2 separate regions of the Homo sapiens genome follow, and region 2 is linked to region 1. The links are chromatin contacts, found by Hi-C or POLR2A ChIA-PET in ENCODE. All regions are on one chromosome and are shown on one strand. The core of a region is the stretch at or near the end of the contact, and the rest is flanking DNA. Distances in the headings are between cores, read along the strand shown.

Evidence for each region. Hi-C counts contacts between places; a loop is a spot of excess contacts on that map. ChIA-PET counts read pairs that join two places held with the same protein, here RNA polymerase II (POLR2A). Pooled maps may share reads with other maps.
Region 2: a pooled map shows a loop between it and region 1 (2.3-fold over the local background). The contact joins the promoter of SRP14 here to the enhancer-like site in region 1. A Hi-C loop is called at or near these places in 7 of 50 pooled maps. POLR2A ChIA-PET finds 5 or more read pairs at or near these places in 2 of 52 experiments (activated CD4-positive, alpha-beta T cell and activated T-cell).

The regions. Positions count from the first base shown.
Region 1 is chr15:39,619,852-39,626,871 of GRCh38, reverse strand. The region is part of intron 10 of FSIP1 (fibrous sheath interacting protein 1); the gene reads left to right. Among named protein-coding and RNA genes, the nearest start is that of THBS1-IT1, 37 kb to the right of the region's middle. RefSeq lists an enhancer at 3,007-3,096. Within about 2 kb of position 1,936, at least 19 of the 41 ENCODE cell types and tissues checked have a DNase peak (open chromatin) inside an H3K27ac peak, as active enhancers do.
Region 2 is chr15:40,037,931-40,044,944 of GRCh38, reverse strand. SRP14 (signal recognition particle 14) reads left to right here and starts at 5,764. Exons shown (of 5, transcript NM_003134.6): 1 at 5,764-5,852; 2 at 5,997-6,069; 3 at 6,551-6,663. The coding sequence starts at 5,829. It overlaps SRP14-DT (SRP14 divergent transcript), which reads right to left and starts at 5,634. Exons shown (of 3, transcript NR_040060.1): 1 at 5,497-5,634. LOC124903471 (a long non-coding RNA gene) reads right to left here. Exons shown (of 2, transcript XR_007064596.1): 2 at 6,536-7,014. RefSeq lists a silencer at 5,561-5,770 and enhancers at 4,856-5,800, 5,851-6,030, 6,051-6,100, 5,801-6,746.

The DNA of each region.
Region 1 (7,020 bases), core at 687-3,186:
GGAAAGCAGAAGTCCTGGTACCTGAAGCCTTGTCTAACTGTATTCATCCATTTTCACACTGCTGTAAAAATACTACGTAATTTATAAAGAAAAGAGGTTTAATTGACTCCCAGTTCCGAATGGCTGGGGAGGCCTTAGGAAACTTAGGATCATGGCGGAAGGCAGAGGCACATCTTACATGGCAGCAGGCAAGAGAGAGAGCACACGGGGGAAACTGTCACTTTTAAAACCATCAGATCTTGTGAGAACTTTCTCACTATCACAAGAACAGCATGGGGGAAACCACCCCTGTGTTCCAATCACCTCCCACTAGATCCCTCCCTCAGCACATGAGGATTACAATTTGAGATAAGATTTGGGTGGGGACACAGAGCCAAACCATATCGCTGACCTACGGGCAGACTGTGCAAGGCCAGGTACTACCTTCCAGGCCATGCCACATCTCCACCTTCTTTCAGCACCAGTACAAGGTGGAGGGTTTTGGATACACTCCCCTGACCTGGCCTTAAATGAACCCCTGTTTGGGAAGATCCTTTACAGACACAGCACCTCCATCTTCAGGCCAGCTCAACACAGAAGACACATGTTGAAGATCCCAGAGACAGAGTTCTGAGGATACCTTCTCTTCAATTGTGAAGTTTAGATGATATCAAGCAAAGTATTTAAAGTTCTAGAGACTCCTGTGGGCATACATAAGTTCTTTAGGTTTCATTTATACCAGATTTCTCCAATGTGACTCATCTATCAGCTGATTTCCTGCAAGAGGGTGAGGTTTAATCTGGATCCATTGGAGGTTAAGGTATTTAAATAGCTAATGGCCTCCTTGACTACTGACCCCATCACAACCTTCCTTGACCCAACTTATCTCTACACAGTAAAAATAGGCATCATCAAACTGAGAGTACAGAAGGCCTTCACCCATGCAAATGATACTCATAACTAATAATAGCCAATAAACAGTCTTGCCAAGCAGTGGGAGCTAGCTGCTCTAAAGTAACAAACTGGATCTACTTCCCGGAGTAGGGGGTGGAGTAGGTTCCAGTTCCCTCGGAGCATGAGAACTACTCAATCAGGGGCCCCTTTTTAGGCTCTTTATGCAAATCTGTGCACCTCATCTCCTGGCCAGGCTTTTTTAGCTGGGAGTTTGGGGCAGAGGTGCCAGGCCCCCTCCAGCTGTAGAGCTGGGCCCCAGACTTGTTTCGGGAAAGGAAGTGATAGACATGTGATAACAGGGCCATTCCGGCGACTTGCTCAGAACAAAGGGCATCTGATCCAAGTGGACTTGCTGTCTCTACTGCTAGAAAACAGCTACTGTTGGCAATCCTCAAATGGTAATTGTCCCACAAAATGAAAACATAAGAGTCCATTTTCACCAGTCACCCTGTTAGAAAGCAAAGTCACCCTGTTAGAAAGCACAGTCTGGCTCTCCTGCCGAGCACCTCCACACTTTTCTGCTTATGTCCCCGGCAAGCCATGTTTCTAGCCCTTTTTCAAATAGTAGGACTTGAGAATCCTACCTCCTGCTTCTAGCTCCCTCGATCCATGCTCATCCCTAACTTACACACTGGGGTCCCGCTGGCAGCCCACCTCTCTCATTCTGGTACATAGAAACAGAAAGCTTGGATCCTTGAAGCCATGGAGCCAGCCCGGGCACCTGGGCCACGGGAGACGAGCCATCACAGAATGCCCAGGGCCACAGCAGCCTCTCACCAGGCAAACCCATAAGGCAAGCCCTGCCTCACCCGGCTGTTTGGGGAAGATGGGTAGCCTAGGCATGGGTGGGGTCTGATTCTGCACGGTGACTTTGCCATGCCAGGCCCCACATAAAAAGGGCTTCCCACACCACCACAACGTTCATGACCTCGCTTCAGAGCTGTTTGCCGTGACCTACTTCACACTCAGTATTATTCTGTCCACTGAGCCTCCTGGCTGCTGACCTGGGAGCTGACTCACTTTCCTGTTTACAGCCTTGCCTCAACCCTCACTCTTGATGGTGGTTTACATAGTTTCTCTGGCAATGATATTTGCTTCCTTTTTGACTAGAGTTCAGATTCTCTTCTGGCCAGACAGCCTCTGACTATTCTGGTGAAAAATATGCCAGATTGTCCCTGGCCCCCAGGACCCTTTGTCCTTGGTTTGGCTTCTTAAGAGCAGTCTACCTGCCGGACTTGCCTTTATATGATTGGGGTAGCCTCAGTGTAAGAGAGGAAGGTGGGAGAATGGAAAAGGGAGGGAAGGAGCTAGGAGAGGAAGGAAGAACAAGCCCTTTTCTCCTATGAATCCTTAGCGCCATTGATACAGACATTAAAATGAACACCAATTATTTTTCCCCCTTGATTTTTAGATGTGTTTAATCCAAAAGAGCTATAGCAAGTGATGTGAGCCTATTGTGAGCATTCAGACTCGATAGTGCTGTTCTGTAGCCTAACTGGAGTGCCTTTATTTTTCTATGCACAGGTAGGTATTTTCTGACAACTAGTTCTACATTTATATCTCAAATAACTCTTCAGTGAGTACCCAGATTTAATGAGATCAGTGAAGTTTGGAAACACTTCCATCATTAATCTTGTAGTTGACTATAGAACTAAATTAAGTGGCAGGTTCCTTCTGATGGTTACGTACTTCATAGTAATTATAGTTCAAAAATATGATATTTTTGAATCCCTGTTCTGTTGATACCTTCTTGTTTGGGAAATCACCTTACCCACAGCCCTGCCAAAACCTTGGGCTTGGATGGTTGTGTTTCTACCATGTGACCCTCAGTTCAGATGTTTGGACCAGTGGTGGACACTTGAACCTGACACAGGCAGTCCATCAACCTGGCCAGTGACCAACCAGGTTATCTTGCTTGAAAATTTAAGCAAAAGAATATAGAGAGCTAAAGGACATAGTCAGTTGTTGGTGGGTGTGATACTCTTACAGAGTCAGTTCATGCTACATAGGCAAGCTGAGGTTGTGAGAAAGCAGAAACCATCAATAAGCAGAGAAAGCTGGTTTGCAGAGAAGAGGATGCATCAGGCAGGCAGTGAGTGAAGAGATGACATGGACCCAGAAAGACAGATGGGGCACATGACTGGTGCCTGGTGGTTTCTCAGCTCTAGACTCTGAAAGGCCAGTCTATACTCTTATTTCCTGCTTGTCGTTGTCCATGAAATGACTTCTTTGATCTTACAGCAAACCTCAACCCTACCACCTCTTTTTTTGACATAAGGGTTTCTGTTCCTTATAGCCAAAAAACCTTGACTAAAATAGACTACTACGGAGGTGTTGCCAGTAGTGGTTGCAATAGAGAGCTATAAACTTATATCTTCGTCATTAAGCAAACGGTGGAATGTTTTTTAGTTGCTTATTTGGAAGTAGAACTAGGTGTCATTAAAATCTGTGTACATCCATATTCTCCTTGTTAATCATTTAGAACATTCTAGCTTTCCACCCTTTTCTCACTTGTGATAATGGTATTGGTTTCATAGGGTGGGTCTTTAGGAGTGCTGTTTGGGGGAAATAAAAAACACCCGAAGTAAGCTTACATCAAAGGACAAGATTGCTTCTGCTGGTTTATAATGGGTAGACTTTCTGATTATCTGCACCAGGGACATAATCTTGATTGCCTTGTCAAGAAATCCATTGCCCAATTAACTGGAGATTTTTATGGCTGGAGAAACTCCGGATATATAGCATAGGAGGTGGGGCAGGGATGAGAGTGAGGTAATCCACAGTCTGTGTTCCATCTCCAGCAATTACAAGTTGCATTCCTCATCAAATTTAGCTTCTACATCAAACTGGCATTTATCTGGGTGGAGATGTGTAAACAGTGGGTATCCTGGGAATGGAGCTGTGGCTGGGTTTTTTTTTTTAATGAGCTAAAAGAGAGGGCACTATATATGTTTGCATAAAACATACACTGTGTACATTTGCATAAAACGTACACACAAAAGCCAATCTGGGCAATAAAGTCCCAAGTTAAGTAAACTGTTCTGCGGGGAGAGTTTCTGTATCTGATAGAATGGACAGAAAAATGAGCAGCAGTTGGGAAAAGGACACTTGGAGGGTGGTAGAGGGAGAACTCATTTACAGCGAGTGGCAGTGTAGCCATGTGGCTAGACACTTAGGTTCTGGACCCAGACTACCTGGATTCAAATTTCAAGTCCACGGTTTAGAAGCTATATGACCTTGGAGAGGTTACTTCATTTCTTAGTGCTTCAGTTTCTTCATCTGCAAAGTGGAAATAACAATAGTTTCTACCTAATAGGTTTATTGCAAAATTAAAGGAATCAATACATGTATTATGCCTAGAGCAGAGTCTAGTCTGCTTAGTGAATGCTACCTATTTATTATTATTCTGTAAGACATAACCTAGTGTGCCAACCAGATGCAAGATGCAGCAGAACTAAAACTGCATGTGTATTCTATTCTTTTCCTGATGAAAAATCCAATAGATTTACTCTTTTACTATGAAATGTGTGTGTATTGGCTGAAACGAGAAAGAAGATTCATAAAAGAGCTACTAAAATGAAGGTGGGAAGAGAGGGGCTTTCATATACAGAGTGAAAAGAGATTGGGTTCTGGCCTGGAAAAATGAGGACTGAGATGCACTATGTTGAGTTTTATGAAGGATAGGAATAGTATGAATAATAACTTGTTTATGGAATACTGGGAAATTAGAGCTGGCACGAAAGATGAATACTTTGAGGTGAATACTTGAACAGATGGTTACTTGACAGTGCCTGCACAGTGAGTGGTTCAGTTATGGTGCTTATTAGCTCAGAATTTTTGAGAGCAATCTGGAAAAAGGCTGTGGGTTAGATGATTCCTTAACTATTGAGGGCAGTTAGGGATGTTTGTGATGGAGCCCTAGTTTAGTTCAGTTCAGTATTTGTAAATAAATTATATCAATATAGTGCCTTAAAAAATGGTTTAAGCACTCTAATCATTCAATTCTCATGATAGTCATTGACTGAGCTTTGACTGTGGGCAAGACTCTGCTGGGAATCAAAAGATGAGAAAGATGGGTCGTGTTGAAGTTTCCAATCTGTATTGCACCCAGAAGCAAATTAAATTAATTTGAGGGCTTAATGTATTTCATTTGCTCTTACTTATATTTTGAGGCCAGAGAATTTTTAGTTATTTTATAAGAGTTCGGGATTGATATTGTGAAGGAGCTAAATAAATAAAAGTTCTCTTTTTGCTATTATTTTGTTTTCATAACTCTACCCAGGCTACACTCTAAAGTGAGTAGAAAAGTTTATTTTAAAATTTATTTTTATTTTTAGTGTAGTTGTTCATAAAAAGCAATTTTAGAGTTAGAATTTAATGTAGAGATTATCTTCTAAAGTTCCTCATTTTACAGATAAAGGAGATGAGCCCCTGAGAACTCAGGTGACATGCTCAAGGCAGCAAAGCTTGGATAGAAGCCCAGGTTCTAGTCTTCTGTGTTTTCTTTCCTATCCAGCTGCTTCCCCCAGGAGGATCAGGGTAATTGTAGTCCAGCTTATTTCTGTGTACACACAAGCTGAAATGTGTAATGTTTTATCTCATAGTGCCCAGAAGCAATTTACCATGAAGCCAGTGAAGATTCAGCTCAGGGCCTCTCACTTATAGGAGCTTTGGGGTGGGAAGAGGAAGCCAGGTTGCAATCAGCAAACATTTCTGTAAGCACGTCTGGTCAATGACCTAAAGAGATACTGTAAGAAATGGACTCAACCCTCCCCAAGACCCCAGTAATTTGTTGTGATCTTTTTCACATTCTAAAATAAAAGAAACTCGCTTTTGTACCTAATTTTGAATTTGTAATTTTGTATTTTTTTTTTTTTTTTTTAAGAAATGCCCTTCTCTTGCTTCAAGATTATATAAATTTCTGGCTCTGTGAAACATGGGTCAGCTTCTGATGTCCAAACATACAATCACCTGGGAATTTCATTTAAATATTTTAAATTTTATTTCTAAGTGCATTTTTATTAAAAAATTTGGGCTGGGCATGGTGGCTCACGCCTGTAATCTTAACAATTTGGGAGGCCGAGGTGGGTGGATCACTTGAGGTCAGAAGTTCAAGACCAGCCTGACCAACATGGTAAAACCCTGTCTCCACTAAAAATATAAATATATATATATATATATTAGCCAGGTGTGGTGGTGGGTGCCTATAATTCCAGCTACCGGGGAGGCTGAGACACGAGACTCGCTTGAACCCAGGAAGCAGAGGTTGCAGTGAGCCACGATTGCGCCACTGCACTCCAGCCTGCGCGACAGAGCAAGACTCCATGTCAAAAAAAAAAGAATACATTTAAATTACTTTTATTTTTATATTTAATTTTAACTTTTGTTATAGTAATAAAGAAAAAATTGTGTTAAAATGTTTTAAATAAAAATGGCAGCCCCTTGCCTCAGCCTTCCCTACCCCTTGATATTTTCTCCAGTTAACTGCTTTTAAATCTTTTGTGTTTTTCCTAATTTTACCTCTATATTATTTATTAATAACTTACTTTCTTAATTGATTAGTTTTAGACATTATATATTGGGTTGCTGTAATGGTAGGCAATAATTTAACTAATAAAGTGCAAACACCCCTTGTTTCTCGTCACATTTCCCCAAAATAGTTAAGTCACAATTTTTGCTTACCTTAGTCATCAGTATTTATATTATCATTGACTGTGTAAATATTATTCACAGCAGAAGCAATTATTAGCCTATGGCATCCTTTCTCATGTAACTTTTTGTTTGTCCTAGACTTCATAATTATCTTAGTTTCTTTTGCCTAATTTTCTGTGTATATGTCACTGCTTTTCCTTTTTTTTGTAAAACTTTTTGTTTTCCCCAGAGTTCATAATTGCTTTGATTTTCCTTCTGCTTCATTTTCTGTGTATTTAGCCAAATACATCATCAGAACTGCCAAACATCTATCATATCAATATTACTTTTGGAAATGGTCAAGCATATTGGATAATCTACCAATCCTCCCTCCTACCCTTTTTTCCCTAGAGACCTCCTCCTGCTCTAATATGGACTGATTTTTTTTCTAGTGTC
Region 2 (7,014 bases), core at 4,515-7,014, 410 kb before region 1:
TGAGGCAGGTTCCCTGTGGAGGATAGGGCGCAAGCAAGTACCTCGTGCAGGGCCTCACAGCAAGTTGGGGAGCAGGGTGAGCCTGGGGTCTCTGACTCACAGTCCAGGGCACCTGTGCTGTCTCTCTAGGACACTGGGGCTTGGGATTTAAATCCAGGACTTCATCCTGGGGTGGGGATGGAGAGAGTTCCTGGAGCCCTGAGTTGGCTGAGCAGATACAATGAACACTTGTTGACCAACTGACTGCAGAAAAGAATAAAGGAATTGGGAACTGCCAGTGTTGGAGTGGATTCAGTCCAGGGAGTGTGTTGACGTGTGGCTTCAGGGTGTTTACTCTCTCCGGGCACCCAGGCTTCTAGGACACACTCTCATCTCCCTCCGGCCACTCCTCTGGCCTTCTCTAGGATGGCTCCACCAGAGCTAACCACCTCCCGCTGACGTGGGAGGTCTCCCAGCCTTAGGTTCTAAAATTTGTCATCCCAAAGCCAGACCTGCCCAGTGCCATTCCTCGATGTGTTTAGATGATACCCTCCTTCCTTCATCCAGAACTGACCCTTAAATCAGCACACTGGAGCTACGGTGAGGCAGCTCAGAGCCCAAGGTATAGTTCCCCTCAGACTGAAACTGAAAAGTTAAACTAGCCCAGAGGCCAGTCCTCCGTAAGGTGCACAGTGTCTTGTTGCAATCTGCTCCTGTAGAATGAATCCACCTTGACGAGGAGGACGTAGAACAGCCCACTCCCAACTAAGGGACTGCAGTGTAATAATGCATCCCTTAGCTCATTTACTCCTCCCCTTGACATGAGGTAGGCACTTTTATGACTTCCCCATTTTACAGATGAGGACACTGAGGCACAGAGAGACTTAAGCAATTTTGGAATATGCAAAAAAGATTAGTGGAAACAAATACATTAAAGAAAAAGATAAACTCAAAAACAACAATAACAAAAAACAAAACAAAATAAAAAATAGTGGATGTTTCCAATGAAAAATTATACATTGATTAGAACACAGCCTTCTGGATTAGCTGATTTCTAGCCTTTTATTTCCTTTGCGCTATTTTACAACTCTGTAGGTTGTAGAGACTCAATGGCAATGCAGAGGATTCTTGTCTATGGATGTACAAATGCTTCTGTTCAGTGAAGGGACAACCCTGGGTCCCTCCTGTGCAAAATCCAATTTTACTTCCATTTACAAATTCATTCCAGAATTCCTGATGTTTACTGGATTCCCCTTTGAATGGATTGTAACATACATCTGGTTTCCTTATTAATAATAGGTTAAACATAATACAAAATTTTTTTGAGACAGCATCTCACTGTTTCCCTGACTGGAGTGCAGTGGCACAATCATGGCTTATTGCAGCCTTGACTACCCCAGCTAGGAACCCCATCCAGGAACTAGCGACTGTGTTTTTAAGCATTATACTTTCCAGGCACTGCAAAGTGTAATTGCATTAGAGTAACTGCAGCTGCAAATTAATCAACCCTAACCTGAACAAGATCCTTGACCCTAATTCAAACCCTAACCAAATTCCTGACCCTAATTCAAAACCAACTCTAATTAAACACCTAATAAATTAAAGTGTGCTCTGTCTGAGGAAAAAACACATTACCCCTGCATTTTGGGAGAGACAATCTCAGGTTGTACAAACAAGCATACTTATTCAGGTCCCTTAGGTCGGCTAGGCCCTGAGGAGCAGGGGTACTTTTCTCTGCCCGTCTTCCCATGGGGAAGTGGCCAAAGCTGGTACGGTGTTTTGTGCCCAGGGCCTTCGTTTTGCTCTTGGTGCTGCCTAGGCCTTTGATGAAGCCCCCATGATGTGGGAAAGGATTTGGGAACCATTTTCATGTCATGGTTCTCCTAGAACTGTGAAAGGGAGAGGAAAAACTGAGAGGGAGCAGGAAGGTGTGTGGCCTGCATGACTTAGAGACAGTGACCCAGCGCCATGCCTCACATACATACTGCTCTGCTCCAAGGCCAAAAGCCATTAATCTCTATTATGCATTTAAATTACAATTTGATGAATGATATGTTACCCTAATCACACATAATTGCAAGTTAGGATTTGGGGTGCTGGAAAACATCAAAATTTAACCATGTTATATTGACATAAACTCTCAATTTCATTGTACCCCTGAGCTACCTTTATTCCTGATTGATCACATACAATACCATTTTTCTCACTGATGAATTTATTTTCAGATATAGTCTTATAAATCAATGAACTTTATCATTGCTTTTACTGTTTTAATTTTTTTAATCTCAAAAATTTAAATTTAGCAACATTATTTTACTTCATAGTACTTCCTTTTATGATCCCTTTTATTTATGGCAAATGATACTGGTTTTCCACTTATGATCATGATATTAAATACACAAGTAGAAAGTGAGTCAATTTAAAGAAAAATATTAACTAACAGTACAGGTGGTATTAAGATAATGGCAGAAATCAGGATGGTGATGTTGAAATGATGGAAGGTGTGTGGTCTATAAGTAATAACACTATTTGATACTATACTGTTTATTGGGCATTTACTATGTGCTAGGCCCAATGTTATCAATGATAGCGCTGTCCAGTAGAATTTGTGATGATGGAAATGCTCTACATCTGTACTATCCAAGCCACATATTGCTACTGAATCCTTGAAATGTGGCTAGTGTGATTGAGGAATTAAAATTTTAAAATTAATTTAAACATCTATATTTACCATATTAGAGCAAGCCTAAGGCTCTTACATATAGTATTTTATACAATCTTCATAATCTCAATGAAGTAAGCATTATTTTGTTACTTTGCTAGTGAAGAGACTTAGGCCTTGAGAGGTTGCCTGAGGCCACATAATCAATAAGTAGCAGACGTAGGATCTGAACCCCGATCACTTTGACTTCTGAATAGGTGCTCTTGGTCATTTCCCACAGAAAAACAAAGCCCAAAGAATATTCCATCAGTAGTTGAATTGCACTGGATCCAGTGCAATGCACGCATTCCATGTACTAGGACATAGACATCTCTGGGGGATCATCCAGCCTGCCACCGAGATTTTTGCAGAAGTCCAGATGCTAGTGTGATTGCAATCAGATTAAACTTTCAAGATAGCTAACAGGACTCATGCAGGTGTAGATGTGAAAATTAAAAGAAAAAGAACAGCTGGTGGCAGCGGCTCATGCCTATAGACCCAAGTACTTAGGAGGCTGAGGCTGGAGGATAGCTTGAGCCTGAGAGGTGGACGCTGCAGTGAGCCGAGATTGCACCACTGCACTCTAGCCTGGGTGACAGAGTGAGACCCTGCCTCAAAAAGAAAAAGGAATCTGGGATGATTCATGGTTGTTTTTATTTGAGTAACTGGTCAGACGGTGGTGCCATTTAATAAATAGCAAAGATGTGGGAAGTAAAAAGTTTTGATTTGGTCACGTAATATCTGAGATGCTCATTACACATCCAGGTGGAACTACCAAGTGGACAGCTGAATATGCAAGTTTGGAGCTCAATACAGAGGTAAAAGCTATAATTAAAAATTGGGGAGTCATCTTCGCACACCTCAAGACTAGCAAAGATTAGAACAGTCTGGTGAAAACCCCTCCTATAGGGCCGCCAACACAAGACCACTTTGTGATGGCACCATATGAATAACCTCTAGCATGCGTGTCCAACCTTTTGGCTTCCCTGGGCCACATTGAAAGAATCGTCCTGGGCCATATGTAAAACACACTAACACTAATGATAGCTGATGAGATAAAATTTTTTTAAAAAGGGCCCATGCATAATTTTCATGATATCTGCCAATACAGATGAGCAAAAACATCCTCACATTCAAATGACTGGACACCCATGCAAGAGCCCTGGGCCTTGGTATTACTAGCTCAGAAGTCAAAGTCCTGGTTGAGAGCACCAGATTGACCCACGTTAGGTCATATGCTTGAGCCCAGGTGCTGAGGGCAGTTGAGAGAGTGACCCTCTGACCCTTCTATTTATTTATTTATTGCCTCTCACCAAAACCCACACAACAGGGGATTGCAAACAGGTTCAAATGCTGGAGAACCAAAAGCCAATACAGGTTGGCTACACAAGGTCATCAGCCTAGGGCAGGAAGTGGGCAACGGGCGCTGGCCATTTGGAAGAAAATGTGAAATCAGAGAGTGAACATATTTAAGCCATTAAGTTTGAATCTCCTAACTGGGCTCCTCATTTCCTGCCCTGTCTCTCTACAGTGCATTCTCCACAACACAGACAGGGGGATCTTTAAAAAATATAAATCAGATTTTCAGTGTTCTGTTGAAAACTTCCTTAACGAGTCTTCTCTTTGTATCTAGAACAAAATCCAGGCTTACTATGGTCACGGGCCCTACATAATCTGGTCCCCAGCTACCTCTCCATACTCCTTTACTCCTTGCTCCACAAGCCCTCCTCACCCCCACCCGCACCTGCCAGTCTTACAGACACAGGGCAACTTGTTTCCCCTTTGAAGGTTTTGCTCTAGCCGTTCCCTGTGTCTGAAACACTGTGTCCCTAGATCTTTGGATGGCTGGTCCTTTCAGCTTTCAACTCAAAGTTCTCCTTTTCGACGAGAACTCCCCTGACCCCAACCCAGGCAGTCCCCTTCCCACTCTCATTATACAGCCCTGCTTAGGCTGTCTCACGGAATTCATTATCTGAAGCTGTACTACTTACTTGTTTGCTTCATTGTTTATTTCCTCCCTGCCCCTTTAACCCAACTTCCAGGAAACCAGGAACTTAGCTTTTCTTATCCTGCTGCATCCCCAACCTCTACAACCGTGCCTGGCACAGACTGAGAGGCACTCAGCGAAAACCTCTTGTGTGGTGGAATGCTTGACTTTATAGAGGGCCCAGGGTTCAAGTTGGCTAGTGGCAGAGAGGGCTTACAACCTAGTTCTCCTGACTAATCAGAGGTAGAACTAAAGACTGGGCTCCAGCCCCTCATTTTTTTTTTTTTTTTTTTTTTTTTTGAGACGGAGTCTCGCTCTGTCTTCCAGGCTGGAGTGCAGTGGCGCGATCTCAGCTCACTGCAAGCTCTGCCTCCTGGGTTCACGCCATTCTCCTGCCTCAGCCTCCCGAGTAGCTAGGATTACAGGTGCCCGCCACCACGCCCGGCTAACTTTTTTGTATTTTTAGTAGAGACAGCGTTTCACCGTGTTAGCCAGGATGGTCTCAATCTCCTGACCTCGTGATCCACCCGCCTCGGCCTCCCAAAGTGCCGGGATTACAGGCGTGAGCCACCACGCCCGGCCCAGCCCTTCTGGCTAGAGCTGCAGGTCAGCGTTTAGGGAGAGTTTAAAGGATCTCTACAGGAACTTATAATGACAATAATGAAAAGAACAATAGCTGATACCTACTGAACACGCTCTATGTGCCAGGCACTGTTCTACGTATTTAATCTGAGTTTCATTTACGCTTCACGACCACACTGCGCGGTAGATACTATCATTACCCTTACTTTATGGATAAGGAAACTGAGTCACTGAGTTGTTAGGTTACCTGCCCAGCATACAGCTGAATATAAATCGTACGCTGCTATCAAAACTTTCTTTTGCTCTCACTCCGTCACACTGGCTGGGGTGAGACGATTTCTCGCATGTGACGACCCAGGACAGCCCCAGCGCCTCCGGGTCACAGGCCCCCGGACGTCCCAGGGCGCGGGCGCTAGGCGGGCGGGGAGGGGGGAGGGCGCAGGCCGGGATTGGTGGAAGAGAAGAGATTGGTGGAAGACAATGGAAGTCTAGTAGCGGAAGTCCCGCCCAGCCTAGGCCGAACTTCCGGCTCTCACTGCTAGGGGCTTAAGCGGAGGGAGTCGAGCCAGCGTCGCCGCGATGGTGTTGTTGGAGAGCGAGCAGGTATGGCTAGGCCTGGCCGGCCGAGGGAAGGGGGCGGCTCAGGCGTTACTCGAGACCTGTGCCTCCTGCAGGAGGACCAGGGCCTTGACGCGGCAGGACGAGGATTTGGGGCTGGCTAACGGGGCTGGGCCTGTTGTTTTCCAGTTCCTGACGGAGCTGACCAGACTTTTCCAGAAGTGCCGGACGTCGGGCAGCGTCTATATCACCTTGAAGAAGTGTAAGCAGCGGGAGGGGAGCCGGGCGATGCTCCCTGGGTTCCCGGTGTCTGGGAGCCACCGGAGTCTGTCTGCCGCGGACCGCCGCCTTCCTCTACCTTTCCCCACCCTGTACTGAGCACATTCGGGGCTTCGGGCCCGGAAAATAGTAGGGATTGTAGCTGGCTCAGTCCCCAGCACTGAGCCGCCTAGGTTGCTTCTGGTAACAATGGGCCCCAAGCAGCCCAGGGCTCTTTGTCAGGGATCCCAGACGCCGCCACTTTGAGTGGAATTTAACGTGCTTCGATATTACATGTTTCCGTCGTGGAAATAATAGTTTCTCCAGGGTTTCGCCAGACCGTGATAGCAGATGAGGTGTTTAACAAAACTAGAGCAGCGGGGCTGGGTTAGGTCATCACTTACCCCACTCCTCTGTTTTAACTGTTTGTCTGCCGCTCAGCCACGTACGCGGCCGTGTTCACCAGGATGCATTTTTTCCTTCAGATGACGGTCGAACCAAACCCATTCCAAAGAAGGGTACTGTGGAGGGCTTTGAGCCCGCAGACAACAAGTGTCTGTTAAGAGCTACCGATGGGAAGAAGAAGATCAGCACTGTGGTGAGCTTAATTTCTAAGGCTGTCTTTTGAAATGTAAAGACTTGAACTTAACAGAGGATGGGGCGTTTCTGAACCAGGCTTTTATTTGTTTTTCCCTTTTGCCCTGTGTGGCTATTTTTGAGACCAGGACCTTCCTATACTTTAGTAGTGGAAACCTCAAGAATAAAATAAGAAGGTAGAGGTCAGACAGTCGTTAGTTCTGCTAAAGCTCTTGTGGAAATGAAAGTAGCATATTGGTCCTTATTCGTAGTACTGTAAGGAGCAGCTGGCATAAATATTTGATTCCTTAGCCCCTTACTGTGCTGGGCCTTCAATAAGCAGTTTCTTGGTACCAGGTGATGCTATTATTTC